Regions from separate parts of the Mus musculus genome. Here region 1 is linked to region 2. Evidence: chromatin loops called from intact Hi-C (ENCODE). Cell type or tissue: left cerebral cortex. All regions are shown on one strand. Links, peaks and the distances in the headings refer to the core of each region. The heading gives the core; the rest is flanking DNA.

The links. A loop is a pair of places that touch in the nucleus more often than their neighbours do. Peaks named below come from ENCODE experiments on the same cell type or tissue, not always from the same donor. Only the 100,000 strongest peaks of a DNase experiment are listed, where the experiment ranks them.
Region 1: it touches region 2 in a loop (4-fold over the local background); 26 of 42 quality-filtered maps call a loop at or near these places.

Annotation. Positions count from the first base shown.
Region 1 is chrX:152,812,031-152,829,038 of GRCm38, forward strand. No RefSeq gene overlaps it. Among named protein-coding and RNA genes, the nearest start is that of Gpr143, 39 kb to the left of the region's middle. In left cerebral cortex, for the core only: a CTCF peak has its summit at 7,176; DNase peaks (open chromatin) are centred at 4,060 and 7,199.
Region 2 is chrX:152,608,286-152,625,293 of GRCm38, forward strand. It overlaps Shroom2 (shroom family member 2), which reads right to left. Exons shown (of 10, transcript NM_001290684.1): 6 at 14,841-15,032; 7 at 10,616-11,161; 8 at 8,908-9,070; 9 at 5,110-5,382; 10 at 1,224-4,509. The coding sequence ends at 4,243. Among named protein-coding and RNA genes, the nearest start is that of Cldn34a, 53 kb to the left of the region's middle. In left cerebral cortex, for the core only: a CTCF peak has its summit at 10,332 (motif pointing right); DNase peaks (open chromatin) are centred at 10,351, 10,578 and 12,767.

The sequences.
Region 1 (17,008 bases), core at 3,798-11,797, 200 kb after region 2:
GAGAATGACACTATGACTCCCTTTGTGGGTCATCAGCACTGTAAAAAACTAGATACAGAATATAGGCTGCTGCTGTGCTATTTTTATCTTGTCTTAACTCACTGCCTCCTTCACAAGAATACTGATATTCATTATCTAATCAAATGCAAGTACATCAATTCATTAAAAGGGCATAAAGGGTTCGGTGGTGCTAGTGGTGCACACCTTTAATCCTAGCACTTGGAATGCAGAGACAGATGGATCTCTGTGAGTTCGAGGCTAGCCTGGTCTACAAAGCAAGTTCCAGGGCAGCCAGGGACATGAAGAGAAACCCTGTCTAGAAAAACCAAACCAAACCAAGCCAAAAACCAAAAACCAAAACAAACAAACAAACAAACAAAGTAAAAAGGAAAGAGTGTAAAGGAACATATGTTTGAGCCTGGTATACAAAAAGTACCCATAAAAATTCTTGCTTTATGATAGGGTCTCTGTAGCCCTGGCTGCCCTGGAATTTGACATGTAGACCAGGCTGGCTTTGAACTCACAGAAATCCTGTCTCCTGAATTGTGGGATTAAAGGTGTGTGCCACCGTGCTTAGCCTATAAATGGTTGTTTTTAAATGTTTCACACAGTGTAGAACTCAACACCCACAGGCATGTCCTGTAAATAGATTTTATTTTATTTTTTACAATATATCTAATCCTAACTCAGACTCCCAATGTAGAGGCTGTAAGAGAAAATTGCTTTACTTTGACTTTTTTTTTCTCTTTGGCTAGATAAGAATCCAAGATTTGTAAAGGTGCTACACAGGTGCTAGGAGAAATTTATTTCATACTCTGAATATGATCTGTTGGTTCTCTTTTGAAACAAATGAGCTATGACGCACAAGGTAATTTTTCTCTTTAAGAGCATGAGGAGTAGGGGCCTAGAGGAGCAGATAGGCGGGTCAGTGTTGCTTAAAATATTGACAAACTACACCTGGCTGGCATAGATAGTAAAAATCTGAAGAAGCCAGTAAATTATGGGTGAGACACTTTTTTGCATTCAACAAGCAAAGGAATCAAGAGAAAATGTGGAATGAAAAGTTTGAAAAGAGAGAGAAAAAAACCAAACAAGTACAAAGCAGATCTTTACATTTGACAAAGTACAAGTCACTTGGCTCCATGATCTAATCTTTAGTAGACAGAATATAAGGTCGTAGGATGTTGAGTAGTGTGAGAACTGAACCCTTTGGTCCTCTACAGGCAGCATCCTGAATGTGCCAGGAATGGCTGTGTGGTTACTTCAAACCCAAGGGGAAAAAAACCCATGAAGGACTGTTGTGTAATTACACAGCTTTCAAAGTTGAAGTTAAAGTTCCTTACGATATTTCAGGAGCTGTAAACAATTTTTGACAATAGCATTACAATGAACCACCCCTTGATCTCAAAGATAAAGCACCTGCTGTGTGGCACCAAGGCAAATGATGGTATGCAAATACTGGCTGCTCCAGAAACAGCTGTGGACTGGGTTGTGTGCTACATTCTCCTGCAGAGATTCTTGTGGCCAGTATGAAGTTCCTGTCCACGGCTATCTGGGAGGCCAAGGAAATGTGCGGTTTTCCTTAGGCTTCCTCTTGTGCACACTGAACCTTTTTGTTTTGGCCTTTCATCCCTTGAATCCAACATGTATAATTCTGATTTGGCTTAGATTCACCTAGGGGGTACAGCCAAACCTTCAGCTTGATTGTAGACACCCAGAGACTGTCTGAGTCATGTTCCAACCACCCATCACCATTCCATAACAATGTGGAACTTGTCAAATGTAAGCCATACCCCAGTAATAGGCTAACTTTGATAAATGATTGTGTATAAATATAAAAATTTTTTTGGTTGTTTTGCTTTTCGAGACAGGGTTTCCCTGGCTGTCCTGGAATTCACTTTGTAGACCAGGCTGACCTCGAACTCAGAAATCCACCTACCTCTGCCTCTGCCTCCTGAGTGCTGGGATTAAAGGCAAAAGATAAATTTTTATTGGGGGACAAAGATGTGGTTTATCTGGACCCCTCCAAAACTATATCCCCAAATTAACACATTCTCAGGGGCAGGGAATTTGATATTCACTTATTAAGGAAAATTTACTGTGATCAAAGTAACACTGGAGATGCCACACAACTTATTCTGCTAAGTGTTTAGGTGCCAGAGCCTACACACATCTCTTGACACAATAACAAAGCACTAGACATCTCTCTCTGAGTAACACCTTACTCAACCACAAACTGAAACCTACCTATTGCCCCTGATCCACAGCCTCACAGATATGGCCTACTTTCTAGGTCTTTCTGTGATCTCAGGAAAGTCAAGAGAAGAGGCCCTATCTTCTAGTCTATTCTTTCACTCTTTATTTAAAATACAGGTCATCATCAAGTTATGACATAACGTAGACAAAGATCATCTTATTCAGTGATGGTGTACTGGATGGTTTTGTGTATCAACTTGACACAAACTGGAGTTATCACAGAGAAGGAGCCTCTGTTGAGGAAATGCCCCCATGAGATCCAGTTGTAAAGCATTTTCTCAATTAGTGATCAAGTGTGGGAGTGCCCATTGTGGATGGTGCCATCCCTGGGCTGGTAGTCTTGGTTCTATAAGAGAGCAGGCTGAGCAAGCCAGGGGAAGCAAGCCAGTAAATAACATCCCTCCATGGCCTCTGCATCAGCTCCTGCTTCCTGACCTGCTTGAGTTCCAGTCCTGACTTCCTTTGATGATGAACAGTAATGTGGAGGTATAATCTGAATAAGCCCTTTCCTCCCCAGCTTGCTTCTTGGTCATGGTGTTTTGTGTAGGAATAGAAACCCTGACTAAGAAAGATGGAAACCTTGAGATGCACACAAAGCCTTATTTACTTATTTAAAAATGATTCATTATTTTAAAAAAAATTAGTTTGCTGCTGTTGAGAACCGAATCTTAGCAGAAAGCGACTATCATCTCTGCAGCCATCTCAGGCTATTTACTTACAGGTGGTACTTTTCCACCCCGATGAGAGACTTGTTTTCCTAGCATGATGTTTTTTCAAGAAGCCCACCACAGCTGCATACACTCTGATAGCATCTTGTTTTTCTCCTATACATCCTGGACCGGTGGCTAAGTGTCTCCAGCTGCACTCCCCAGTGAGTACATACATACCCATAGCTGCCTTTCAATAATTGAGACTCAAGACTTGAGACTTGATCCTTGATAGTCTGTGTTGTCTCCATTCTTCAAGTCTCTTGCTCCTCAGTTACCACTCTCTCTCTTGCATACCCCATTGACTGACCTGAGGATTGGGTCATTCTGTGAGATAAATTATAAGGAGGGTAGAAAAAATTAGTTACGTTTTACCTGGGTCATACTTAAGGACTGATCCTTATTTATTGTCTTCAAATGGTGTCACTACCTGGTGACCAAGTATTCAAATCTATGAGCCTATTGTGTGCATCCCTATTTAAGCCACCATAGTGGCTAAGAAAAGCTACTGAGGCTAGGCATGTGTCAGGGAGATCTGAAGAGCACTTTGATATTATTTATTGAGATACAGAGTTTGGAGTTTTCCCAACTTGGGTTCAGTATTTCCTCACCATGCTCCCTTTCATTCCTTTTTTAATGGTAAAGTATATTCTGTGCCATTGTATGTTAGAAGTATGCAATCTGCTTTTGGATTTTGATTTTACAGGGGTTACTATTAAGTGATAGCCTTGAGTCTCAGAGAAGACTGAACTTTCGACTTTTAATGATGGACTTTTGATGTTTTGATGTTGCATTTTTCATTATGATATGGTTATAAGCCTATGGGAGCCAGTGAGTGAAAGGTGGTGGTTTGAATAGAAATGGCCCCCATAGGCTCATAGATTTGAATACTTGATCACCAGGGAGTGGAATTATTCAAAAGGATTAGGAGATGTGGCCTTGTTGGAGGAAATGTGCCACTGCAGGTGGTTTTGAGGTTTCAAAAAGCCCATTCTAAGACCAGATTTTCTGTCTTTCTGTTGCCTGTGGATTTGGATGTAGAACTGTTGGCTATTTTTCCAGTGCCTTGTCTGCCTGCCTACTACTGTGCTTCCCACTGTGATGATAATAGACTGAAACTGCAAACAAGCCCCAATTAAATGCTTTCTTTTATAGAAGTTGCCATGGCCATGGTGTCTCTTCACAGCAATAGAACACCAACTAAGAGAATATCTGTATGTCTTTTGGGTATTTTCCCAAAGGAAACTATGAAGAAATGAATATTTTTGACAATCCCCAGACATTCATAATCCCCAAATCCAAAGTATAGATTGAGAAAATCAACTCTTTTATTTTTTTATTAGATATTTTCTTCATTTACATTTCAAATGCTATCCCCAAAGTCCCCTATACCCTCCCCCAACCCTGCTCCCCAACCCACCCACTCCCACTTCCTGGCCCTGGCATTCCCCTGTACTGGGGCATATGATCTTCGAAAGACCAAGGGCCTCTTCTCCCATTGATGGCCGAATAGGCCATCCTCTGCTCCATATGCAGCTAGACACAACAGTACTGGGGGGTTATTGGTTAGTTCAACTCTTAAGTTAGCAATATGAGTTTCAGTGATGTTTGTTCCTGTTTCATGTCTCAGAGAATTCTGTCCTCTACAATAGGAAGCAGTGGTTTATCACGTGACAACAGGTGGAGCCAGGGTAGGAAAAAGAGTCTTTGACTAAAATTGCTCAGTGGATAAAAATTAATGCAGAAAACCTACATACCAGTGTGCTGCTTCCTGTATTGACAAACTCCATTTGGAGATTTTTCTTTTCCCATCACCAAGCTGTAAGAGAACGTTCTATATGGAGGTTTAGAGTAATAAAATGTATTATGATATGTGGTAGTTTGAATAGATTTGGCCCCCATGTGTTTGAATGCTTGCTCCCATGGGGAGTGGCACTATTAGAAGGTGTGGCCTTGTTGGAGTAGGAATGGCTTTGATGGAGTGTGTCTTCGTGGGAGTGGGCTTTGAGTTCTCCTAGTGCTCAAGCTCCACCCAGTGTGGAAAACGCCTCCTATGGCTGCTTTTGGGTGGAGATGTAGAACTCTCAGCTCCTTCTCTAGCACCATGTCTGCCTGCATGCTGCCATGCTTCCAGTCACAGTGATAATGGACTAAATCTCTGAGATTGTAAGCCAGCCCCAATGAAATGTTTTCCTTTATAAGAGTTTCCTGGGTCATATTGTTCCTTCACAACAATAAAACCCTAACTAGGATTTTATTAAAACCCTAATAGGATCCTTGTTCAAAGTCAACAATAATATTAAGCGAGAAGAACAAACTGAACCTAAACATTTGTGCTAGAATTGTACCAGTATATAGTGAAGGCAGGTCATATAGCTTGCAGGTTTTGTAGCTTGCAGATTCTGATTATGGCCTTTCTCCAGCACATGACTGCTAGTTAGTAGGAGTGAAGCTCCTAGTTAGGCACCAGTTCAACTTCTCTGTTTTGATAGCATATGTAAGTTTTGTCTTCATCAATAGGGCCTTACTATTAGGTTGTAGATAGTAACCAATAGCCTTGGCAATAGCCTATAATGTTGGGGGTTTTCAAAGGATCCTTTGGACAACAACTCAATAAGATGTAACCTATCTTTGACATTGGAAAGTTTATTTGGTGGCCTAAGAGTCTTGTTAGGGCAATCTCTCCACTATTATTTGGTGTCTCCATTTAGATCCCTCTCATATATGTATATATTTTATTAAGTCTCTACAGTAGTAGGTTTCAATATGGTTTTACCTTAAGTGTTAGTTGTTCCTCCTCACTTCCTGTCATTCCTTCATCTTGCACTTCTATTCCCCTCTCTGTTTCTTCTAGTTTCCCTTTTGATAGATTTTCATTTATGTTGGATAACAATGTTTTAACATTGCTTATTATTTTTATGGGTATGGATGCATGTCCACTTGTATGTCTATATACTGCATTGGTGCCTGGTGCCCACATGTTGACAGGAGAGGACATTGGATCACCCTAGGTTTAGAATTATAGGCAGTTATAAGATGCCATGTGCATACTGGGAATTGAACCTGGGTCTTCTGGAAGAATAGTCAGTGCTCTTATCTACAGGATCCTCTCTCCAATCCCTTGGGTAACTATGATTGCTAATCTTGATTGTCAATTTGACTATATCTGGAATCAACTAAAAACCCAAATAGCTGTACAAATGTTTTCTTGATTAGATCATTTTGAGTTGAGAAGACCCACCCCAAATCTGGGGCCACACCTTCTGGCAGCCCACATAAATGGACATGGAAGAAGGAAGTTTTGTTATTTTCCCTCACTCTCATTGGCAACTTCATGTATTTTGTTCTTAAGGCATTCCTTTGTTGTTATTAGAACCCACTTCTTTGAGGTTCCAATATATACTGAAGACAAGCAGCTCTCTAGGACTTCCCTAAGACTTCAGCATCAGATTGAGACTGCTGAGACCCCTGTCTCATCAACTGAACAACCACTGATGCTTTGGCCTTTCCATCAGGAGATAGTCATTGTTGGACCACATCCTATAAACCACCTTAATAAATCCCCATACACATCAGACAGGCTTGCGGGTATGTGTACACATGTACGCATACACACTCCATCCTATTAATTTTGTTGCCTTAGAGAACCTTGACTAACATAGATTATGGTACTGAAGTGGTTCTAGAAAAACAAAATTTTATGCTAGAATTATTGTGGCTGCTATTGTATGGTGTTTTTGCTGTGAGAGCTTTTCTCAGAAGTCCTACTGCCATGTCTGCACTACATTGGACATCACAATACCTATCATGGATGTGAATTCCGTGGAGAGGCCATTATACATTATGATATCCTAAGAAAGCAAGCCAAGTGACAGTCATTAGCTCAGCTCACATGGAAAATGGACCAATGGGAAAGCTGGTACTAAACAGGAGAGAGGTGTAAGGGATTTTTTTTGGTGAGGCAGGAAGGAAAACTGTTCATGAAGAGCTGCATACAGATTATTCTTTGTGAAGACTTCACATTGAAAATGTCAAGCTGAATTTAGGTATTAAGGGCAGCTGACTATGTCTACTTTATGCCATGACAAAACTCAATACTACTGGTGCAATAATGGCTATCCAACCAGTAGAACATGATTATTAAAGGGCAGTTCTCACAGTGGAGAACCATTTTCAGTTACAATGGAAAGGTGAGGTAAGACTGCCATCTAGAGTGTAGACACCAGCTATACAACTCAACATCTTTGGCTGCACTGGACATCTTGCCAGATCATTCATTACTCAATCCTAAAGGTGGATTGCTTAGACTGAGAACCACTTTGCTTGGATGCTACCACAAGAGTGGCATCTCCACAAATAACTACCATTCATAAGGGTGGGGTAACTCCTTGGGAGCATAAATCCAACAGAAATGACTGTATTATACTCATGTCCACCAGACTTAAAACAAGCAGTGGGTGTGCTCTATAATGACTCCTTGGGTTGAGCACAGAGATGAAATAAAAAGATGTAACAGGTAACAGGATCACTTTATTCTGATATATATGTGTATATATGTGTGTGTAGAACTTCCTTCTTCCATGTGTGTGTGTGTAGAAGAACTTCCTTCTTCCATGTCCATTTATGTGGGCTGCCAGAAGGTGTGGCCCCAGATTTGGGGTGGGTCTTCTCAACTCAAAATGATCTAATCAAGAAAACATTTGTACAGCTATTTGGGTTTTTAGTTGATTCCAGATATAGTCAAACTGATAAACAAGATTAGCAATCATAGTTACCCAAGGGATTGGAGAGAGGATGTATACACACACACACACACACACACACACACACACACACACACACACACACACACTTTTGAGATTGGGTCTCAGTATGTAGTTCTGGTTGGCCTATAAATCACTATGTAGACCAGTCTAACCTAGAACTCACAGAAATTTCACCACTTCTGTCTCCTAAATACTGGAATTAAGGGTGTGTACCACCACACCTAGTTTCATATTTTTCTTGACAATCCTTTGATTTCTGTTTCCACCTACCAGGAAAACATTTGCACATATTTTAAACACACAAGAGGATGTTCTTAAGGTCCCTTCCCCTTAGGAAATAATCCAGATATTTGAATCATGTATATCTGTGGGTTGTGTCTGTTAGATGAACAAAGACACTTTCATATGCTCTGAACTTGAATTACTTTAGAAATGAGGAAGATTCTAAAAACACAAGTCTCAGCTGAATACTATCTAAACAACATGTCATCCCAGATGATTTTTTATTATAATACAATGTAAGAAACAAGAAAAGCAATCACAGAAATACAATGTCATCCTTTAGCTGCTTTGGCCCTGGAGTGACCTTCCTTTTATGAGTCCATTTCAAATAAGAGTTTGTGTCACAAACATAGTCACTGCCTACATAACAAAAATACCCCCTTTTAAATTTTCAAAGAATGTTTTTTTTTTTTTCTTTTTTAATGCTTGGAAACTTATGACAAATGAGATTATTTTTTTCATTTTTTATTAGGTATTTTCTTCATTTACATTTCAAATGCTATCCCCAAAGTCCCTATACCCTCCCCCTCCCTGCTCCCCAACCCACCCACTCCCACTTCCTAGCCCTGGCATTCCCCTGTACTGGGGCATATGATCTTCGTAAGACCAAGGGCCTCTCCTTCCATTGATGGCAGACTAGGCCATCCTATGCTACATATGCAACTAGAGACACAGTTCTATGGGGTACTGGTTAGTTCATAATGTTGTTCCTCCTATAGGGTTGCAGACCCCTTTAGTTCCTTGGGTACTTTCTCTAGCTCCTTCTTTAGGAGCCCAAGATTATTTTTTATTTAGTTCTAAACACACAAGAATTTGAGGCACTGGAGGAAACATCATGAAGGTGTGATTATTTAGCAGAAGAGACGGAGGAGCTGAAAATTACTTAATACTTTTAATATTACTTAATATTTCTAATAATTAATATTTTAATATTTTTCTTTTTATTGGCTATTTTCTTTATTTACATTTCAGATGTTATCCCTTTTCCCTGTTTCCTCTCCGAAAACCTCCTATCCCTTCTCCCCCTCCTCTGCTTCTGTGAGGGTGTTCTCCCATCCACCCAGTCCCACCTCCCTGCCCTGGCATTCCCCTACACTGGGTCATCCAGTCTTCACAGGACCAAGGGCCTCTCTTCCCATTGATGCCTAACAAGGCCATCCTCTGTTACATATTCAGCTGGAGCCATGGGTCCCTCCATTTGTATACTCTTTGGTTGGTGCTTTAGTCCCTGGGAGCTCTGGGGGGTGGGGTCTGGTTGGTTGATATTGTTCTTCTTCGTTTGGAGTTGCAAACCCCTTCAGCTCCGTCAGTCCTTTCTTTCACTCCTCCACTGGGGACCCTGTGCTCTGTCCAATGGTTAGCTACAGAGCCTCTGTATTTGTCAGGCTCTGTCAGAACCTCTCAGAAGACAGCTATATCGGGCTCCAGTCACTTCCTGGCATCTGCAATAGTGTCTGGGTTTGGTGACTATATATGGAATGGATCCCCAGGTGGGCCAGTCTCTGGATGGCCTTTCCTTCTGTTTCTGCTCCATACTTTGTCTCCATATTTCCTCCTATGGGTATTTTGTTCCCACTGTTAAGAAGGACTGAAGTAGTCACACTTCGTTTTCTTTCTTCTTGAACTTCATGTGGTCTGTGAATTGTATCTTGGGTATTTAGAGCTTTTGGGCTAATATCCACTTATCAGTGAGAGCATACCATGTGTGTTCTTTGTTACCTCACTCAGGATGATATTTTCTTTTTTTTTTTTTTTCCGAGACAGGGTTTCTCTGTGTAGCCCTGGCTGTCCTGGAGCTCATTTTGTAGACCAGGCTGGCCTCGAACTCAGAAATCTGCCTGCCTCTGCCTCTGGAGTGCTGGGATTAAAGGCGTGTGCCACCACGCCCAGCAGGATGATATTTTCTAGTTCCATCCATTTGCCTAAGAATTTCATGAAGTCATTGTTTTTAATAGCTGAGTAGTACTGCATTATGTAAATGTATTACATTTTCTATATCAATTTCTCTGTTGAAGGGTATCTGGGTTCTTTCCAACTTCTGGCTATTATAAATAAATAAGGCAGCTGTAAATACACTGGAGCATGTGTCCTTGTTTTATGTTGGAACATCTTTTGGATTATATGCCCAGGGGTGGTATAGCTGGGTCCTAAGGTAGTACTATGTCCAATTTTCTGAGGACCTGCCGACTGATTTCCAAAGTGGTTGTTCCAGCTTGCAATCCCACCAACAATGGAGGAGTGTCCCTCTTTCTCCACATCCTCGCCAGCATCTGCTGTCACCTGAATTTTTTTATCTTAGCCATTCTGACTGGTGTGAGGTGGGATCTCAGGGTTGTTTGATTTGCATTTCCTTGATGACTAAGGATGTTGATCATTTCTTAAGGTGCTTCTTGGCCATTTGATATTCCCTGGCTCTGTACTCCATTTTTAATAGGGTTATTTGGTTCTCTGGAGTCTAGTTTCTTGAGTTCTTTGTGTACATTGGATATTAGCCATATCTTTTCTTTTTAAATGTTAAGGAAAAAGCAGTATGAAATAGTATGAGTAGAAAGGTTTGTAAGGATCAGGCTAGTTTCAGAGAAAGAGATGCCATGTACAGAATCCTGACCAAGAGCAGGGACAAAATTGTGGGCCTGTCTCATGGTAAGGGAAATTTGGGGGAGGAAGGGCATGGGAAGTGCAAGATTAACAACACAGGTCTCAGGGGGAAAGTAGTAAGAGACTATGGGAGTCCCTGGAAACCCAGGGAATTTATTGGAGAATACTGTGAGGACATTGCAGAAGAAACCAGATGAGCTACATTGAACTAAATTAACCAACTCTCAGATTTGGTACAAGGACTCATGGTGCCTCCAAAAATTGGGAGTGGATACAAGATAACTGGTAGTATTTTGACCTATTTATTGCTCCATTTTTGTTACTATCTATTCTACAGTTTGTATAATTATAAAAAGATCTTTGCTTTACACCCTCTTCTATACAAGGCTTATCCTCTTTCTGTCCCAAATCTCTCTTTGGTTATAATATCTGCCAGTTTTATGTAAAATACAGATTCCATATGAACATGAAGTAAGATCACTCTTTAGTCAATCTACTCTGGGAAATCAGAAAGCAGAAGTCTGTTTTAGAAGCAGAATGGATAGTTGTCATCAGTTAACACCCTGTGATTCTGCAAACCCATACCAAGGGGCACTCAAAGCTTGCTGTTGCTGTTGGCCTGTCTGTCACCTCATTTTTTCCTCAAGCGCCTTAAGGAAATGTATGCCAGACTTGCGTACTGACTCCTACAAATTCTCCAGGCTTCTGCAAGGGGAGGCCAAGAAGGAAACATCTGCAGGAAGAGAGCAACAGAAATGGGTGAAAGCTGAGTAGGGAGGAAGGTGTGGAGATGTGAACATGGAGCTCTGGGGTGTCAATGAGCTTAGAGAAAGTGGAGGAATAGAAGCTCAGCTTCTGATTTAGGGTTGAGAGGGCAGACAAAACAGGAAACACACAACAGTAAGGAAGACAAGTATTTGTGTGGATTCAAAACCGTCTCAGATGGCAAGGCCTTTTTAGCCTTATGAATATACCTCAAATAATGAAGAGGTCGCATCCTGGTAAACCCATCACAAGTTGAAAATATCACAGGTGGAAATTATATTTAATAATCTTAATGTGGTCTAATGTAAAAGTGTCCCCTACAAAACAAGCTTTTGTTGCGCACACCTTTAGTAATTCAGCACTCACTCCAGGCTAGTTTGGTCTACACTGCGAGTTCCAGAAAAGTCTGAGCTATAGAAAAAGACCCTGTTTCAAAAGCATAAAACAAAATAAGTTCTATGGCCTCCTTTTTTAAAAAATGTTTTTTATTAGGTATTTTCCTCAATTACATTTCCAATGCTATCCCAAAAGTCCCCCATACCCTCCCCCCCACTCCCCTACCCACCCACTCCCACTTTTTGGCCCTGGTGTTCCCCTGTACTGGGGCATATAAAGTTTGCATGTCCAATGGGCCTCTCTTTCCACTGATGGCTGACTAGGCCATCTTTTGATACATATGCAGCTAGAGTCAAGAGCTCCGGGGTACTGGTTAGTTCATAATGTTGTTCCACCTATAGGGTTGCAGATCCCTTTAGCTCCTTGATTTCTTTCTCTTGCTCCTCCATTGGGGGCCGTGTGACCCATCCAATAGCTGACTGTGAGCATCCACTTATGTGTTTGCTAGGCCCCGGCCTAGTCTCACAAGAGACAGCTATATCAGGGTCCTTTCAGCAAAATCTTGCTAGTGTATGCAATGGTGTCATCGTTTGGAGGCTGATTATGGGATGGATCCCTGGATATGGCAGTCTCTAGATGGTCCATCCTTTTGTCTCAGCTCCAAACTTTGTCTCTGTAACTCCTTCCATGGGTGTTTTGTTCCCAGTTCTAAGAAGGGGCAAAGTGTCCACACTTTAGTCTTCGTTCTTCTTCAGTTTCATGTGTTTTGCAAATTGTATCTTATATCTCGGGTATACTAAGTTTCTGGGCTAATATCCACTTATCAGTACATGTCATTTGAGTTCTTTTGTGATTGTGTTACCTCACTCAGGATGATGCCCTCCAGGTCCAACCATTTGCCTAGGAATTTCATAAATTCATTCTTTTTAATAGCTGAGTAGTACTCCAGTTCTATGGCCTCCTAATTGAGAGCCAGGCTGGGGTGTTGGTGGTGTTATTGAGAGATACATCATTAGGGTACTAACTCCTAAAGTGGATGAATCTGTTCATGAGTATATAGCTGAATGGATTATCAGGAGATAACATCTAGTTAAAGGAAATAGTTCATTGGGGGCACCGACCTTTGGTGTGTATAGTTTGTTTCCAAGCCTGTTCTCTACCTCTCTGCTCCCTGACTTCTATGATGTAAACAGCCTTCTGTGTCACATTATACTACTATCTTCATGCTTTGCCTCCCCACAGGTTCACAGCAACAGAGTCAGCTGACCCTGGACTGAAACTTTTGAAACCATCAGCAAATATAAATCATTCTTTCCATTTACCTCAGGTATTTTATCATCTGAAAAGGCTAATATAACCTGACTAACAGCACCGTTTAGCCTGTCATCTTTCTTTCTTTTTCTGTTTTGCTACTATTTAATTTTAATTCATTTTTATTAGATATTTTCTTTATTTATATTTCAAATGTTACCCCCTTTCCTAGTTTCCCCTCTGAAAATCCCCTATCGTCTCCCCCCTCCCCCTGCTCCCCAAAACACCTACTCTCGCTTCCTGGCCCTGGCATTTCCCTATACTGGGGCATAGAACCTTCACAGGACCAAGAACCTCTCCTCCCATTGATGACTAACTAGGCCATCCTCTGCTACATATGCAGCTAGAGCCACGAGTCCCTCTGTGTGTTTTCTTTGGTGGTTTAGTCCCAGGGAGCTCTGGGGTTACTGGTTAGTTCATATTGTTGTTCCTCCTAGGGGGCTGCAAAGCCCTTCATCTCCTTGCGTAGAGAAAGCTCTAGCTCCTTCTTTGGGGATCCTGTGCTCTGTCTAATGGATGACTGTGAACATCCACTTCTGTATTTGCCATTTACTGGCAGAACCTCTCAGGAGACAGCTATAATCAGGCTCCTGTCAGCAAGCTCTTGTTGGTATCTGTCATACTGTCTGGGTTTGGTGGTTGTTTATGGTATGGATCCCCAGATGGGGAACTTTCTGAATGGTCGTTCCTTCAGTCTTGCTCTGAACTTTGTAACCCCTGCCTGTCCTCTTTCAAAGAAGCATAGAACACGTACATTAGTCTATGACTGGAGACAATAATACAACACAGAGCATTTTGCTTCCTTTCCTTTCCTTTTCTTTGAGACAAGGTGTTTTAGTTATTTTTCTATTGCTGTGACAAACCACCGCAACCATGGTAACTTACAAAAAGAAGCATTTAGTTGAAAGCTTACAGTTTCAGAGTGTTAGAGTCCATGCCCATCTTGGTGGGGGGCAGGGTAGGAAACAGGTAGGCATGGTGCTGGAGCAGTAGCTAAGAGCTTACATCCCAACCCACAAATAGGAAGCAGAGAGAAAGGTCACTAAGAATGGTGAGCTTGGGCTTTTGGAACCCCAAAGCTCTCCCTCAGGGATACATTTCCTTCAAGGGGGGCCATATCCTCTAGTCCTTCTGAAACAGTTCTGTCAACTGTGGATCAAGGATTCAAATATATGACCTTAAAGGGACCATTCTCTCTCTCTCTCTCTCTCTCTCTCTCTCACTCTCTCTTTAAAAATATTTATTTATTTATTTTATGTATATGAGTACACACTGTAGCTATACAGATAGTTGTGAGCCTTCATCTAGTTGTTGGGAATTGAATTAGGACTGTTGCTTGCTCTGGTCAGCCCCACTCACTTTGGTCAACTCCGCCCAAAGATTGATTTATTATTATAAATAAGTACACTGTAGCTGTTTTCAGACAGCACCAGAAGAGGGCATTAGATCTCATTATGGATGGTTGTGAGCCACCATGTGGTTCCTGGGATTTGAATGCAGGACCTTCAGAAGAGCAGTCAGTGCTCTTACCTGCTGAGCCATCTCACTAGCCCCTGGGACCATTCTCTTTTAAGCCACATCACAAAGTCTCACTATGGGTTTTTTTTTTTTTTCTAGCCTAAAAGCTGCTATGTAGACCAGGCTTATCTGAAACCCTCAAGAGATTCCTCTGCCTCTGCCTTCTGGGATTAAAGGTGTGTGATACTATAATGAAATCCAATCCCTTAAAATTCATCTAATTTCTGGGTCAGAGAGTGAGCTCTTGTCTCAGTATCAGAGTGAGCAAGACGGGGAACAAATGGTACAGATTTTGTATGCTCATGGTTCTGAAGCCTGGGTCTATCATTAGTTTCTCTAGACAACTCTTCTGATCAATGGGAAGGTGGGAAGGTGGGATTCGTTCATCTGTAAAGTCTCCTTCAATGCTAAAATTATATGTTGATTAAAAAATTATCCCCAAGAACAAAATAATCACAGGATGTAGAAGGAGGGAGGGAGGGGCCTGGGAGGTGAGAGGAGGGGGAGGGGGAAAAGGGAGACAGGATCAGGTATGGTAGGAGACCGGGCAGGGGCCAGGTGAGTACAGAGGGTCAGGAAATTGAACAGAGGTGTGTACCAGTGGGGGAGATGGGGAACTGGGGGAAGCCACCAGCAAGTTTCAGATGCCAGAAAAGCAAGAGCCTCCCAGGACCCAACAGGGATAAAAGCTGAAATACCCAACAAAGGGGAGAACCTGTAGAGACCATATCCAGAGGTTAGGCATGGCTCCTGGTTGAGGAATGGGGTCACCCATCCATCTCAAAAATATTGACCCAGAATTGTTCCTGTCTAAAGGAAATGCAGGGACAAAGAATGGAGCAGAGATTGAAGGCAATCCAGAGTCTATCCTACCTAGAGATCCATCCCATCTGTAGACACCAAACCCAGATGCTATTGTGGATGCCAAGAAGTGCTTGCTGACAGGAGCCTAGTATGGCTGTTCTCTGAGAGGCTCCACCAGCATCTGACTAAGACGGATGCAGATACTCACAGCCAACCATTGGACCTAGCACTGGAACCCCAATGAAGGAGTTAGGGGAAGGATTGAAGGAGCTGAAGGGGTTCACACAACCCCACAGGAAGAAAAACAGTATCAACCCACCAGATTCCCCCAGAGCTTCCAGGGACTAAACCACCAACTAAAGAGTACACACGTAGGGACCCATGGCTCCATGTATATGTAGCAGAGGATTGCCTTATCTGGCATCAATGGAAGGGCAGCCCCTTGGTCCTGGGGAGGTTTTATGTGTAGGGGAATGCTAGGGTGGTGAGGCAGGAGTGGGTGGGTGGGTGGAGGAATACCCTCATAGAAGCAGGGGGGAGGAGGTGGGATAGGAGATTTGCAGGTAGAGGGGAAACTGGGAAGGGGGATAACATTTGAAATATAAATAAAGACTATATACATATGTATATACATATATATATATGTGTGTGTGTGTGTGTGTGCAATTTACCCCCAAGGCGGGTATAGGAACACATACTTTTAATTCCAGCGCTTGGGAGGCAGAGGCAGGCAGATCTCTGTGATTTTAAAGCCAGCCTGGTCTACAGAGTGAGTTTTATGACAGCACTACAGAGTGAGAAAAACCAAACCAAACCAAATCAAACCAAACCAAATCAAACCAAACCAAAAATTACCTCCAAATCTCAGTTAAGCCCTGGAGATGTTAATATATTTTGGTGACTAAGTGATGAAGCAAAGAGAGTCATGACACTGAAAAGATTTATCCATACTCCACCATGCAGGTATAACACTCTCATAAAAAACAAAACAAAACACAACACAACAAAACACAACAAAAAACAAGCCAAACCTAACCCAACCAACCAACCAAACACCCCTCAGCACATATAGGGCAGGGGCCAGAGAGTGGGAGTTGGAACTTCATTTTACAAAGACAGTTGTAAAGGCAGTAATGAAATGGGGAAAGCCCACACTGGACAAGAAATAAAGAGCTCATGGCTGAGACTCCATGGTAAACTTTTGAAAAACACCTTTTGAGACAGGTAAGCTTCTGCAGCTGCTCTGGCCCTATGACTAATGGATGCATAAGCAACTTTGCTTTCAATGCTCACCCAAGTTAAGAGGCTGAAAGAGGTGCAACAACTCTTTTCTTTTGTTTTTGCAAGTACTGACATTTCTGGAACATTCACAAGTCATAACAAAGTCCTTTCAGTTTTCCCCACTGGTGTCCCCTGTGTTATAAAGGTCTCTCCTGGCCCTAGGTCCTGTGAAGGTTCTATGCCCCAGTACAGGGGAGTGCCAGGGCCAGGAAGCAGGAGTGGGTGGGTTGGGGAGTAGGGGGAGAGGGGAGGGGATAGGGGATTTTCGGAGAGGAAACTAGGAAAGGGGATAACATTTGAAATGTAAATAAAGAAAATATCTAATAAAAAAAAGGTCTCTCCTATTAGGAACTGGTATAAGATATCTCCATTTTTTTTTTTTAA
Region 2 (17,008 bases), core at 5,777-13,776:
AATAATTTCTGAAAGGAAGGCCTCTTAGTTAGCTAGGGTTTCTATTGCCATGATAAAATACCACAACCAAAAACAAGTTGGAAAAAGGTTGATTTCAGCTTATAATTGTAGTTCATCATCCAGGGAAGTCAGGGTAGGACTCAAGGCAGGAACATGGAGTAAAGCTGCTTACTGGCTTGCTCAGAGTGCTTTCTTATACAATTCAGGTGCACCTGCCCAAGGGCAGTGGGCTGGACCTTCCCACATTATTAAACAGGAAAATGCCCTTTAGACTTGCCCACAGGCCATCTGATGGAGACATTTTCTCAACTTAGGTTCCTTTTCCCAGACAACTCTGGTTTGAGTCAAGTTGTGTGCACGTGCACACACGCACACACGCGCGCGCGCACACACACGCACACTCTCAAACCAAAACTAAACCACAAAACACCAAAAACAACCAGAACAGATACTTTAAGCAGCATACGGTCAGAAAAGAGTAGAGTGAGAATAATTATTTATGCTTCTTCTGAGATAGTAGGAAAGGCCTGTCCCATCGGAGGCTAGACAACAAGTAGCTACATGAAGACCATAATTAAATTTGTGGATGAAGATAGAGATTTAAATCATGGAAGTATGGGTTAATGCATCCTTAGCTGGCATACACCTGGACAGGGCATCAGGCAAGCTAGATAACCAGATTTGACATGGTGTACTATCTTTGCTGTTATTTTATCTGAGACAAGGTCTAATGTAGGCCATCTGTTCTCACACTCATTGAGTAGCCAAGGCTGGCCTTGAACTGCTCATTCGGCCTCTACCTATGGGGAAATGGGTACTATGGTGCATCTGTAAGAACGATGCCTTGAAAAGGATGACTATTAACCCTTGAATTAAAGTAATGTGCTGCTACTGAGGTCCCAATATGAGCCAGGTTACAGAAAGATGATGAAAGTTCCCATCAGACAAGGTATTTTGTGGTCAGCAAACATCACATTCAACAGATTAACTATGTATTCCAGACCCACTTTTCCTGCTACAAGCCCCAAAAGAACCTTATGTTTCTACCTTCATGTGCCCAGTAAGGTGAAAAAGAAACCTGTGGGAGTTAAGCCAGATTGCAAGAGAGCAGCAGAATGGACAGGCCATGGCCATGAGACTACAAAGATCAGAAAGGCTGCTCGGAAAGTGGTAGTACAAAGGACAATGTCATTAAAAAATAGCATTGTAGTAGGTATGTTAATGCATTTAAGATTTTAATTTTTGATTGAGTACACTCAACATGTATGCTGTTTATTTTAGTTTGTTTTTAACTACAAGGAAACCATTTATATTTCTAAACATTATTACCACTGATTTTTGTTGGGTCACACAATTATGACATGTGTGATAAGAAGTCACACTGTTGACTTAGAAAGGACAAAATACATAGCAGCCTGAATCAAGCTAAATCACAAGAATTTTATCTACTATGCCCCTTTAAGGATGTGTTTGGCACCCGTATATAGAAGGAAAAACTGTGCTGTGGGTCCAGCTGTGCACCACTCTAAGGACCAGGATTGCAGGTGTTCCCCACAGTGCCTGGCTTAGGCTATTTTCTGGAGGAGAAATGCTACTATTTGAAGTCAGAACACCATGTTCAAACCCTTCCCCATGGGCTACATGCCCAGCACTGGTATTTTTATTCTTTTTACAAAGCTATACAGTAGGAAATAAAGACATTCTACTTTCATCTGAAGAGACACTATTTATTTTGTTAAAGTCAAGCAAGAGGATCTGTTGATAAGTGGTAAGCATCAAGCATGAATGTGCATATTTGCCAGGGCAGAGTTCAGGGTAAAGCCACAAAAGCTGACCACAAGCAAGGTCAGTATATTTACAGAGAGTTCCATAGCTGTGCCCATGCCCATGCCTATGCATGCCAAGGACCAACCATTAGCACCAGATTGTTTCTTATGCAGTAATATCACAAGTCATAGACATATGTACATGGACTCTCTGGAATTCTTGGGTCCCTGCTAATCAGACATGGAACAGGCAAGCAGGGGATGGATAAGAAGGTCATAATTGTTATGTGTTTCATTACAAGCATGCTAGAGCACTACATATTGTTTCCCATAACAGACAAGCTTGAAGCAACATGAAAAAGCAGGTTACAGACAAACAAAATTCCATTACTCACATGTTACACACATATCATTAAAATGTTCACAACACTGTATTTGGGATTAAAGAACCACAGGTAAATAGCTTGGTGTAAATTAAAAACAAAATAGTCTGCAACACCTTGGATAGTTTGTGGAGAGCCAATATCGTGTTTTCTGACATGACCCACATTCACAGCAAAGGATGACCAAGTGGAAGGAGAAAGAGGCTGCAGTGGCAGATCAGGAACTTCAAAAGGTAGAATAGTTTCATTTAACAGGAATCAACACTTTTGCAAAGATTTTCTTCTGACTGACAGTGATAGGATGTCAACCATGTCATCCATGGTCTGCATATAAAATCTCGCCAATCTTGACTCAGCTGTATGGAGGACACTGTATCATCTTCACCAGAGCTTCTGCTGTCAACGTCTGTTCCTCTGGCTCAAGAAGCATGGATTCTGGTCCTTTAAGACAACTGTGTGTGGGAGTGTGAACACGTGCACATACACATGGATGTAAATGTGCATGTGTATTTTGGAAAAGGTGTGGCTACTGCTAAGAGAGGGAAATCTTCGTATATGCTGCAGTCTCAGGGGAACATACGAATTAAATAATCCCTTGGTAGAACAAAGACTAGTGATGCCTAAATACCAAGTCACCAAGAGACTTGCTCATCACTTACCATGCACTTAGTTACAGAAACACCTTTTGAACAACACCAAATCTACACACATTTAACATAAGCAAGTTATACACGCCATTGGTAGCTGAACATTTCCCATGTGTTTATCTGCCATACATATATCCTCTTTGGTGAAGGGTCTAGTCAAGTCTTTTGCCCACTTTTTTTTTTTCAAACAATTCCTACTATTGGATGTTGGAAGTTCTTTATACAAATCCTTTATCAGATAGATGTATGAAGTCATGAAGTGGGATATGCTGCTAAACCCAGAACTCAGGATGTGGAGGCAGGAGGATCAGGAGTTCAAGGTCATTGGACTACATAGGGAGTTTGAAGCCAATCTGGGTTAGACTCTTCTAAAACAAACAAATAATAACAAAAACAAAATGAGCAACAAGTCAGACACATGATTTAAAAATGTCTTTTCCCAATCTGTCCTGTCAACTGGAAACCAACAGAATGACAGTGTAGCTTTCATGAATAACACTCTATTTGTCATCTTGCCATTTGAACTGTTAAGGACAAAACTCTGTTTCAAATGTAAGCACTAGTCACTCCACAGGACCTCTGACCACTAGATGGAGTCTTAAGTCTTAAGGTATGTGGCATGTGGCATGTGGCCCATGGTAACAGACATAAAAAGAGATAAACCACTGATTATCATTAAAGATCATATACACAAATTAGTGTTCCAGGGAAGGAAACTTCAAAATATTCCATTGGTCTCAGGAAATAAAAAGCAAGCAATAACATTATTAGTAGACACACTTTTATCCAATTAAAATCACTTGGCTAGAAAGTATTTAAGATGTGACAAGAAGGATACTAGATATCTGTTTAGGGTATTTCAAAACATGCACACAAGTTATGTGATAATTTTAATCTTGGAATGAATGGATCCAATATGTAGATTGTTCATTTTATAGTTAGTCTTTAACTACTAGGAAACTGTTCATGTTTTCCACACATGAATAAATATCATCACTGATTTTTACTGAGTCAGAGAATGTCACCATGACAGAATGAGGAATGCTCACATTGTTAAATGAACAAGGACAGAACACACAGCAGCCCGTGTCTGGCTAAATCACAAGGGTCTTTCCTCTCATGCACTGTAGGACTGTATTTGGCATCTACACGAGGGAGGAACATTGGTGCCACTGCTGCAAAGGAGGGCTAGAGAACCCTTGTTGTTTAGCAAAGCCTGGCATTCTGTGAAATCACATGTGATATGAAACTATGTTCAGCAAACCAACAGAAATGAAAATCATAAATAAATCATCACATACTAGCAGGACATTATTGCTTTTTTACTAGCCTCGTGGCTCCAGAGTATGTCTCTCCAGAGATGGGCAAATAGGCTTGGGTTCACTCTTATAGTCTCAGGCATTAATCTCCAGGGCTTGGTGTCCACCTTCTGTAGGAATGTGCCTCTCATTTGCTTCTCTCAGGCTGTAGGCTGTCAAACAAACACTTGAGCTGCTCTTCACCCAGGTGGATTTTATCTTCCAGCTCTCGCTGCTCAATGATGAGAGCTGACTTCATCTTCACGAAGTGCTCATAGTCAGCCAGGTTCTCCTCGCTGAGGTAGGTAGCCAGGATGTCGAACACAATGCGCTCACGGCGGTCCAGGTTCTCTTTAAGCTCCTTGGCATCCTCGTGCTGCTGAGTTAGGACTCTCTGTTTCTCCAACAGTGACTGCTATTAAGGGGAAGGGAGACAGAAAGTTCAGTCGAGGCAGGACTAAAGTAGAGGCTGGCTAACCACTGAGAGGCCCTGCAGGGTTTGGAGACTTGGAAATCTTGAAGCCACATGGGATGCCCATAGGAATGACTAGGATGTAGTCTACATGTAACTGTGGCTAGCTTCTCTACAGTTCTTCCTTCCTTACCCCTCCCAAAAGCTACTCGTAGGCTCCTTCTCAGTTTCCTGTCTCTGTCTGTGCCTTCTTTTCCATACTATGCAAAGAATGTAGACTTTGACTAAAATACAATCTATGAAATAAAACCAGAAAGGAAGACACTTCTCTTCTTTTGAGTACAAGAAAACTGAGGATACACATGGTGGTACATGCTTATAATGCCCCTGACTCCCTGCATCTACTTATCTTGTTCTGTCATTTGAAAGGAAACCAAGAGAATGGACCCCAGATGTATCAGGGCACCATGCTCTAGAGAGTACACAGGCCATGCACAGATAATACGATGCTTCTAAGAGCTGACTTTCTTAGCATCTTAAGGACAGCCACTCTGAAGGATTCTCAACACTTCCCATTTCCCAGACAGATGTGTTTGCATGTACCCGATCTCCAGGAGAAGGATTGTCATCTAAATTATTAAGGGCATTTTCCACACGGGCCAGGCGTCCTGACAGTGACAGCAGGAGGTTCACCACTTTGTCCAGGTCTCCAATGAACATCCGGAACTTGTCAAACTCATTGGGCTTGCAGACATCTTTCACAATGGCTTCCACCTCATCCCCAAGAGCATTGTTGGCTTGGATGTCTTCCAGCAGGCTCTCACGTGCTTCCCGGAGCACCTGCAGCTTGCGGCTGATACTGTCAATGAGCTCTTGCTGTAGGGCACAGAGAGGCATGGAGATATTTGTTAGGATGACCCCAAGCTGTTGCCCAAAGTGTAGACAAATTACATACAGCCTAGGCAGAATTCAGCCAGATTGGGTGTGTTAGTCTTTGCATCATCAAATAATGGGGGGTTTTGTAAAACCATGAGAAGACCTCCTGGTTAAATATAAGCTTCCTTGTTTATATGAGCCAAAGAGGTAAGTCAGCAGATAAGGGTGCTTGTTGCCAGTCTGATGACTTTATGTGTCCCAGTACAGGGGAACGCCAGGGCCAGGAAGCGGGGGTGGGTGGGTTGGGGAGCAGGGCGGGGGAGGGTATAGGGGACTTTGAAGATAGCATTTGAAATGTAAATGAAGAAAATATCTAATAAAGAAAAAAGAAAAGTATAATGATCCACATGGATACACATGCCATACTGAATCATCTTACTTTAAAATTTATTTTAAAAAATTACACTAGAAAAAAAGAAAAGAATAAGTTTTATTTATTATTATTTTTATTTTTGTGTGTAGTCTTAGGAATGAAACTCAGGACCTCTTACATGTTAGGTATGTACTCTGTCACTGAGCTATATCCCTAACCTTAAAGCACTAATTTTGTTTCTGGTGTTTTATTGTTACTGTTGTTGAGATAGTCTTTCTGTATAGTCCGGAGTGGCCTACAATCTATGGTCCTCTTGCTTCAACCTCAATGCTAGGATGATGGGTGTACCCTGACTTCACTGTATGTGTATATGATGTACATGTATGTGTGTGAAAGCCAGAGGTTGACATGAGTGTCGCTCTTGATTGTCATGGTATATTGAAGCAGGGCCTCTCACTTGAAACTAGACAATGATGAATTGATGAATTGGCTATTTTAGCTAGCCAGCTTGCTCTGTAGAGTCGCTGTCTTTGTCTCCTAAGCACTGGGATTACAGGCAGAGTGACACATTCATTATATATTTATGTGTGTTCTGAACTCCAATATTCATGCTTCCATAGTAAGCATTCTACCCAAGAGCCATCTCTCTAGCCATCAAGCATTGATTTTCAAAGAGCAAAAGTAAAATAAAATGTGGAGTTGGATATAGTTGTTCATGCCTGTCTAACACTGAAGTGGCTGAGGAAGGAAGGCTGTAAGACCAGCCTGGGCTACATATGAAGTACCAGGCCAGACAAGGCTATGTAGCAAGATTCTCTCTCAAAAACTAAAGTAAATATAACAAATACAAATGTGTATAGCACACACAAAGAACCCCACCCCTCATGCACACACACTTTTTTGTTTTAATTAAAAGGAAGATTGGGATGCAATTTATGGGTAGAGTACTTTCATCCCAAAAATGGGGTGGATAAACCGCCAAATTAATCTTTACTATCTAAAAATGTAAGTCTGGCTGAGTGTGTTGTTGCAGGTATGAAATCTCAGAACCCAGGAGACTGAAGCAGGAGGACAAGTTAGAGGCCAGCCTGGATTCCATAACAAGTTATAGGTCAGTCTGAGCTATATAACATGAGTCTATGTCCAAAAAAAAGTAAATAAAATAAAAAATGTTCAAACTTTGATTCCCTGAGACCCAAAGTAGTTGCTTCTAATGACACAGTATCCTAGCTCCTGGTGCCTCTCAGAGCAAATACAGACACTATACAGACAAAGGGGGGTGAGATCACTTTTAAATTGTTTTTGGGGGTGGCATTTTTTCTTGCTTTTGTTTGTTTGTTTGTTTTACCAGACAGGATTTCTCTGTATAGCCCTGGCTGTCCTGGAACTTACTTTGTAGGCCAGGCTGGCCTTGAACTCAGAAATCCACCTGCCTCTGCCTCCCAAGTGCTGGGATTAAAGGCGTGCACCCCCCCCCTCCCCCCCCCCCCCCCCCCCCCCGCGGCTGGGATGACATTTCTGAAATGGACTTGCTATGTAGTTCTGGATGGTGTACAAGCTGGCTATGTATCTCAGACTGACCCTGAACTTGTGCTAACCCTCTTCCCTCTTCCTTCTGAATGCTAGGATTATAGATATGTGCTACCATACCTTAATTTTAAAATATTTAGATATACTTTGTAGGGTAGAGTGTTAGAGAAAGAACCCAGGGCCTAATACAAGCTGGGTAAGCATTCTCCCAATGGGCTATGTCCTTGGCCAGGGTATGCACTTCTAAATGCACTACAATATGAAATAACAAGGCCTAACTGTAAGGAAAGTGTATGTACAGTGTGGCCTAAATTAAAATGCTTCAAATTCTATGACTTGTTCTATGAGGACAAAAATTGAAGATGTTGTTTTTTAAAATACGAACATGCAACTAGAATAAAATACATAATAATATAATTCAAAGTCTCTTGTGAGACCAAACACCCATCTCCATATTTAATTCCCAGAATCCACTGAAATGATGTTTTTAATGTATAAATAGTTCATGGTATTCCCTCCCTAACATTTCTAAGGTAATTAAGATCAATCTATGCTATCTTTCAAATTACCAGGTTGGTAGCAGTAGAGATAACACTGTCCTTGCAGTGACTGTCATGGGTGCCACATAAGGTGATCCTGAATTAATCTCCAACCTTCTTTCTTAGTTCCCAAAGCTGAAGCCTTACCTTCTGCTGCTTCTCCCCAAGACCACCAAGCTCTTCCCATAGGGCATCTACGCCTGCTTCACTTTTCCCTCACACAGCACTCACTTATGGGGCTTGAGCTCTGGCACTGATCTGGGTCTCTACAATCAGGCAGTTCTCTCTCTCTCTATTCACTCACCCTGTTCCAACTGTCCAATACCTGATGTAGAATAACAAGGGCTGGCAAACTTTTCCCATGAGGGGCTAGAGAGGAGCTATTTTACTCCTTGTAGGTTGTTACATGGTCAGTGACAGTCAATATTTAAACAAATGGATGTGGCTATGTTTCAAAAAACCTATTTCCAAAAGTAGGCAGAACAGTAAGGTTTACCAAGCCTATGTTAGACATCTTTTTGTTGTTGGTGGTGGTGGTATTGTTGGTGGTGGCCTTACATAATTCCTGAGAACACGGGGACCCTTACAGAGAGCTCCTTTCTCTAGTCTGCCTACAAGGGTTTTGTAGAAGGCTTAGAATACAATTAAGCATGAACAGCTTATTCATGCCAATGCCTTCCATGAAAAGCAAGCACAAATGCCCTCAGAGATGCTGTGGAAGGTATCTGCTGAGGTGAGTGGTCCTAGTACCTTTCAATGGCCCAGCATATAATTTTGAGGGAAGGGTTACTTTAGTTTTTGAAGAAGGATCTCACTGTGAAGCCCAGGCTGGCTTTGAACTTACCCCGCAGCATCAACTGTCTGACTCACTCTCCTGCCTCAGCCTTCTCAGTGCTGGGATTATAGGCATTAGTCACCATGCTCAGAAGGCAAGGAATTTTGTTTGTATAAAGGCAGATCTTGCAATTTCTCCCAGGCTGGTCCAGAACTTCTGGCCTTAAATGATTCTCTTCCCTCAGCTACCTTAATAGCTGTGAGTTGGAGCTACTGAACTGGCATCAGACTTGTACTTCTCTTTCTTACCTTCTTAACAGAAAGGTCATGATCCAAGTCACCTGCTGAATACTCTTCAGGCTCCTGCAGGTCCTTCATCTTGATAAGAAGCTCTGCTTTGGGGGCTGATGTGCTGTAATAGGTAGAATTGGTGGCCAAGGACACAACCCCTGGCATACCTGGGTCCTGTTTCCTGGGTGAAGAGGCCAAAATTTTAATCAGCTGTGACACATGCCCACTCTTTGAACTTAGTACCTAGGTTGTAACAAATGGCACGGAGAGAAGGACAAGAACCAGGGAAATGAGAAAAGAAGACTAAGCCCAAAATGTTTTCAAAAACAAAATAAAAAAACTTTTTCTACTAATATAAGATTCACAGACTGTTATTCATTTCTGCCATTGTTTTTTAGTAGTAATTTAGAAACTGTGGACCTTGCCATATTGGGCAAGTACTCTCATACCTAGCTATATCCCCAATCCAGGCTATAGGGTCTTAATTTTTAAAAACATGTGTGTGTGTGTGTGTGCGCGCGCGCGTGCACGCGCGCGCATGCTTATGCATGTGTTGGGCTATCCTATGCTCTGCTGAATCTTGAAAACAACCTCTGGGTTCTACATACTAGATACCAACTCCATGCCCCCAGATATAGCAAAGAAAAATGTCTTTAGACACTGTCACATGGTCACATGCCTTCTGTGGAAGCAAAACTGTTTTTCTTATCCCATCAGTGATTTGTATTACATTCAAGGCCGTGCGCATTCTAGGTAAATACTTTACCTCTGAGTTGCATCCTCAGCCCCTAGGTAACTGAAACTTAAACACACAGAAACATCTCTAATGAGAGAAAATGCTGTTCAACTAGAGGCAGACTTTGTAATGTGCTTCAAAAGTAGGTGAAAGGCAGGCAGACAAAAAGAGATACAGATTAAATATATGGAAAGATTACATGATAGCTGTAGAGACCAACCTAAGATAAATAGCCAAGTGTGGTAGCACATACGTGCAACATCAGCTGTTAGGAATCTAAGGCAGGAAGATTTTTTGAGTTCAAAGCCAGTCCAGTTAACTTGTCTCAAAACAAAATAAAATGGGTGTGACTTGTAACTTAGTGATGACAAATTTACCTAGTATATAAGAGGACCTAGGTTCTATTTCAACATTACCAAGAAGTGTGTGGGAGGGAGATAGGTAGGTATGGTGGTAGATCCTATAAATCTAGCATTCAGGAAGCTGAGGTAGCAGGATCAAGTTTAAGGGAGCCCAAGCTTCTTAGAGGGACCCTACTTCAAAAACAAATGGATGGACAGGCACATCATATGCATATTAAATACAGAGATTAGATGATGGACATAAGACAGGTAATGGGGTGGACAGTTAGCTTCATATTAGTAGATGGGCTATTTCACACACTATAAGATCTTTAGTAGTACCTACTGTCTTTCCACTAGATGGCAGGAGTGCCCCATTCTCCAGAGTGATAGACAAAACTGGAAAGGATTTAGCTGTAAGCTAAGGACATTTGCTGCAGTGGGCATCATCTTGCCTCTGCTAGATCCAGGTATGGTAATTTTAAACCTTACCAAACAGTGCTAAGGTTGAGGACCCCAAGGAAAACCATCACCTGTCCGCAGAAGCAATCATGATTATAGATACACCCCCTGAGTCCCTTCTTTCACTTCTAAGCCTATGAGATAGGGACTGAGAAACAAGCAGCTATGGTGTGTGCCATCTACTTACTTGTCCTCTGTGACTCTGGGTAAGGGGACTTTGGGGAGCAGCTTTCTCCGCTGCTGAGCTTCCTCTAGGAGGTACTCATCTTTGGGAAAAATTCCCTCCATCAGATCCATGGTAGTTTTGATCTTCACACTGGGGTCCAGGATGTCAGCCAAAGACTTGTCCTTTCCCACAATCTCCCTGGCTAATTCTTCAGACTTCAAGTCATCCATGGTTTTCTCCTTGGCCTTCCCATAGTTGAGTGAGGGAGGGGAGGAACAGCTATCTCTGACAGGAGGTGCAGGCGTGCTGGGTGGCCGGGGCTCTGGAGGGCGGGCTCTATGAGGAGCTTCCACCTCCTGTCGTGTGTACACACAGAAGCGGGAGTAGCATTGCTCTGATGTACTCAGTGTCTTGATCTGGTCCCTCTCCAGCCCACTGGGCAGTGGGGGCAGCTCAGCTGGGCACGCGAGACTCTGACGACTCTCCTTCTCGGGCTGGCTTTCTGAGTGCACAATTTTTATGGGCACCATCTTCACAGTGGTGTTGTTGTCCATCACCCGCTCGATTCTGCAAAGATAAGGGCTGTCCTCTGAAATCTTGACATGTACAGATTTCCACCCACGACCCACACAGGGATCCCAACACAAAGACCCACTGTCAACCAGCCAAATAGAAAGATAGCAGAGGATGGAAAGTGTCCTCATCTGACCCCTCACGGTCTCTGGATGCCTAGCAGTCCAACTCAAACTCTGTCACACACCTGGACAAAGACAAAGAGATCCTGAATGACATAAGAACTGTTTAACACTCATTTTTGTTTTCTTATGAAAATAGGCATTGAATTCCCAAAGGGCTTGCATTGGGAAGACAAATGCTCTATCGCATGAGCTATGGCTATAAAATACTCTTTGATTTCTTGTTTTTATTCTGAGGGCAATACAAATGCATCAAGTACCATTTATTAATTCGCCCTTTGTAGGAAAAATCATCAGTGGACAGAATCACCACAAACTTAAAAGTAGGCTGTTGCATATCAGCAGGTACCTGGGTGTTCCTCCTTCTCCCTAGAATACATATTCAGAGTTGCTGTGTTTAGAATTATTGCTGAGCACCTCTACCCATGGGTTCCACTCTGGGGCTTTGCCATGTGTTCCATGTGTCTCCCACATACTGACACCTAAAGCCACCCTGTGAGGGATACCATGCAGTATACTGAGAACTTACTTGTTCTGTATTAGTCTCAGTGACTCACCCAGGGCAAACATAGTTTAAAAACTATAAGTTTCTAGCTAGGCATAGTAACTCATGCCTGTAATCCTAGCACTAGGGAAGCTGAGGCAGGAGGATTGCTGAATTTCCGGCCAGTCTGTCATAAATAGCAAACGAAGTCAAAGAAGGGGGGAGGGAGAGGGAGAGGGAGAGGGTGCACCAGCCAGTATTCACTGGGACAAAAAGCCATTTCCTAGACTCACACACTGTTTCACCATGAAGCCCATTGTGCTCACTGTAGCTCTAGTGACTTGAGAAGCTAGAGTACCCTGAGCTGACTGGCATGAGAAAATGGTATACAGTTTGTCTACCACACACGTCATCTTATTGCATTTCCTACTGGTATGAAAAAAAAACCAAGTATATGTACCCAAATTCTTAGGTTGATTTTTTTTTGAGATAGGCTCTCACTATTTAGACCAAGCTCATACAGATCTGTCAGTCTTTCCTCCAGATGTCCTGAAAATTGAGCCTCATGAATAGTATGAGTGTCTTTATTAAAGAACAGTAGAGAACTTCCTGCCTCCTCTACCATGTGAGCACACAAGAAGGTGTCATCTATGAAGCACTTTTCTGAATCTGCCACACCTTCTTGACCTTGGTCTTCTAGTCTCTAGAAACAGGAAGGAGCAAGCCATGTCTGTTGTTTCTAAGCTACTTAGCCTGTGGGGTTCTATTAAAGTAGAAACTACCAGACTAGAGCTTTTCTCTCCAGATCCCTAACAGTGCTACCAATTGAAAAATGACTAACACAGCTGAGGCACACACATAAAACTGTGGATTTAACACAGTCACTGGAGACTGTGCTGGTTGGTATTTTTGTTAACATCACACAAGCTAGAGTCCTCTGGGAAGAGGGAACCTCAACTGGAAAATGCCTCCATCAGATTGGCCTAAGTCTAAATCATTTTCATGATTAATGATTGATGTGGGGGGCCCCTCCCACTTTGGCAGGAGGCCCTGGGTTGTATAATAAAGCATGCTGAGTACACTGTGGGGAGCAAGCCAATAGTAGTGGTTCTCCCTCCAAGGTCTCTTGCTTCAGTTTCTGCTCATACTTCCTTTAATGGTGGGTGAACTGTAAATTGTGAGAGGAAAGTGACCCTTTCATCCCCAAGTTGCTATTGGTCATGGTATATAGCATAGCAGTAGGAACCTAACTAAGAGAGAGATGCAAAAACAACATAACTGATGTCCTTTCTAAACTTAATCTTTATTGTTTGATAATTTCATACCTACTTATGTTTTCATCAAATCCACCCCACATTCCTCCACTATTCCTTCTCACTTTTATGTTTTGTTTTGTCTTTTAAAACCACTGAGTTCACTTAGTGCTGTTAGTATGTGCATAAGTGCAGGACTATCTATTGGAGCATGGGGAGCCTTTCAGGGGCCACATCTTGAAAGAAAACTGACTCTCCCTCTCCCAGTAGCTACTGATTGCCAACAGCTTCTTAGATAGGGGATGGGACTTTGTGCTTCCATTTATGCTGGGATTTGTATGGCTTGATCTTGTGCATGCAGTCAAAGGCACTGTGAGCTCACGTGCACAACTGCCCTGTCCTGTCTGGAAATCAGTTTCACTACAGTCATTTACTACCTCTGCTACTCTTCCACAATGATCAATGAACTTTGGGAAGAGGACGTGTAACACTGATGTTGCATTTAGGGTTGAAAACTTAGAAGTTTCATATTTTCTGCATGTTTAAAAGTTGTAGATCACTGTGTTAATTGCTATCTATTACAAAAGAAACTTTTCTGATGAGGGTTAAGAGATACAAACACTTAAGGGAGGGTTTAATGCTAAATCCACATAGCAGAATGATAGCAGTTCTCTCTTACAGTCTATGCACTGTTAACAGTAGGAGACATTAAGTTCTGTTTTGTGAAACAAGTCTTAAAACCTTCCTTAAAATTTCTGTCACTATTGCATGAGTAGGCATATCTTGTCAGTTCATTATTATAGTTCCCAGAGTTCAAAGCTGGGTAAGGCTATTAATTACTCCCCTAGTATCATCCATAACACCTTCTTATACTATGAAATGCTTAGCTAGTGGGAATAAAGCTTTAATGTCGTTACCAACTTCTTTTCTCCATGTTTTACGACTCAAGTATGTGGTGTCTTCTACAATAGGCAATAGGCATGAAGTTCTGGAAGGTAACTGAGAGCAATGACAATAACCTATTATGGTTAGGGTCTATGAGACCTCACTGACCAATAACTTGAAAAGAGGTAACCCATGGCACTCGGCCTTTTATCTGGGTTATTCCAGAGTTTAAAGGGGTTAGGCTGAGAAGCTAAGGATATAGCTCCTTGAGTCCTTGGCCATCTTAGCACTTTGGAGGTTAGAGGCAATAGGATAAGGAGTTCAAAGAAAGGTCAAGTTACATAGACAGCCTAGGCTACATAGTGGGTTCAAGACCAACCTAGACTATACATCAAGAGCCTGTCTCAAAAAGCAAATAAAAACTAAAAGAGTGAAGGAGTATTTTTTGTTTTGTTTTGTTTTTTTGAGACAGGGTTTCTCTGTATAGTCCTGGCTGTCCTGGAACTCACTTTGTAGACCAGGCTGGCCTTGAACTCAGAAATCTGCCTGCCTCTGCCTCCCAAGTGCTGGGATTAAAGGCGTGCACCACCACACCCAGCTTGTGAAGGAGTATTTTAAAGACTATGAAAATACTGGACATTACTCAACTTTACTTAAAGATCTTATACTTAGGCTAAACCTGATTTTGATCATTGGCAAAACATGCATAGTTGGCATGTATCAGAGTGTAAGGCAAATGAAATGCATTAAGTTCAAAGGGGATCCTGATGTCACTAAATCACAACTGGTCGATTGAGCTGTGTTCATCCTCCACACAATTTTCCGTGACTGAGTTTTACCCCAGTGCTTGAAGCTGCAGCAATGCTCCAGCAACAAACACTCGAAGCCTGCATGGGATATATACAGAGCATGCTGTCATAAGACAATACCTTGCTGAGTTGTCTTCATGGATAAGCAGGGGAGGTTTATCTGTCAGCTTCTGTGGGGCAAACTGAGGCGAAGGGGAGCGAGAAGTTTCCATGGCTGACGTCTGTAGGTGTTGACACTTGGAAGAGAGCTGGGTTTCTGGTTGAGGGAAAGTTGTGTCTTCATTCACATGCTGGCTGTCTTGCGGCTGGGCACTGCTGAGCACAGAGGAGCTGTGAGAGAGGGACAGTCAAATCACATATATACATCCACGGACTCAGTAAATGATGTTGGTAAGGACTTGTGGACAGCCACAAGTAAAGCCACAGGTGAAGATGTACTGTCTAGGCCCTAGTACTTCCTGGGCTCAAGATTAGGCAATCAAGGCCTCTTTAGGGTACAGGGTCATGCTCATTAGCCACAAAGTGTGTTTCTGAGCAGGCAGGGGGTGAAGGGGGAATCCTGGACTTGGGGTCCCGAGTCACCAGTGTGTACTCCTCTGAGTATGTATACTCTCGAGGTAGAGTCCCAGATTAGTCCAGGCTCCACAGATTAGATTAGAGCTCCACAGGAGGGAGCTCTGGGTCTTTCTTGGAGTGGGACAATTCAGGCAATATGGGATTGGCCTTTGAGTTGTTTCAGTAGCTCCTGCAGTGTTCTCAGACTAACTTCCTAACACAGGGCATCAGCTTGTCTAGAAGATGATGGAATAAAAATTAGGCAAAAATTCCAATTAGGATCTTTTCTCTTGGATCACTTTAAGGACTACATATTTTTTTAACACCTGTGCTCACTGCCACTTGTGATCTGTAACATATGTTAAATGTTAGGCTATATGTGAAACATGTTATATAAGGAATATATGAGGCATTAATGACACATATACACAAACCTGGTACACACACACACACACACACACACACACATACACACACACACGTATATATATCAACTACATTTCTTTAATAACCCCCTAAAATAAAATAAATACCTAAAATAAATACCCTCTCTTAAAAAGAAAAATCATGTTTTTGTGAAAATTGTCAGATCCACATATATTTGGGACTATTTACTTCAAGTTGTAATATTTTTACATGACTTATGGGAAATGCTCATATACACAGGGCCTTTCTAAGATGTGCCAAGAATCAATTCAATCATAAAAACCTTAAAATTAGACATGCAAAATGAGAAAGACAACTGCTTATTGGAAGCAGCTATGAGTTACAGAGTTTTCCCTTATACTATCATATCACATGAACATGCACATATACACATAGGCCTGCCCATGACACACAGATAGAAGCTGGTGTGGATGTATAATTGTCTATGCCATTATTAAAGCCTATGCATTAACTACCAGCAAACTTAAAACAACTCAGAGTGTAGTGCCTCTGCCAACATACTACACCAAACAAAGCCCAAGGAGAAAAACGAACCTCTGATTTAAGGAAAAGAGCAATTCTCAATCTAAGATTGACTTCTGGGCTGGGCATGGTGTTTCATATAATCCCTGTATTTGGGAGGCCAAAGTGAAAGGAATGCACCTAGTTAAAAGCAAGCCTAGGCTACAAAGTGAGTTGTTTCAAGAACAATCAGTTGATTTTTGAGGGATAGAGTATATAGCTCAGTGGTTGAATGCTCGCCTAACGTGTCAAAGCCCTAAGTTTGACTCAGAGGTTGGTTGGTGGGAGTGGGGGTAGGGGTAGAGCATACTACCAAGAAAACTTTGCTACTGACTCAGACAAGCACAGCACATATATAAGTAGCATTGAGAGGATATATCCTAGTCATTGAGAAGAGGAACCCATCCCTGTTTCATACCTAGAGTACTTGAGGTTCTGCACTTGTTACAACCTGCACATGATATATAATATCAGTGTTACAGGTGGGATCTGCAGGGCTATCATGTCAGTGCCCTGTCTTGTGGATAACCCTGTTGTGTCCTGGGGAGATGGGAGGGGAAGGTCCCTTCCTGGGTTAACATGTTCCAGAATAGAGCAGAACCAATGCCTCTCTGCTGCCCTGTATCCCTGCAAATAGAAGTAGTTAAACTCCACTAGCAATGGAGCTAGAAACTGATATCCTAATGACATAGCAGCAATAAAGGCTCAGAGGAAATTATTTCCTCTGGTAGAGAGGATGAAATCTCTGGCCTGTGCAGAGATTTAACATTCCTAGACAGGTTATT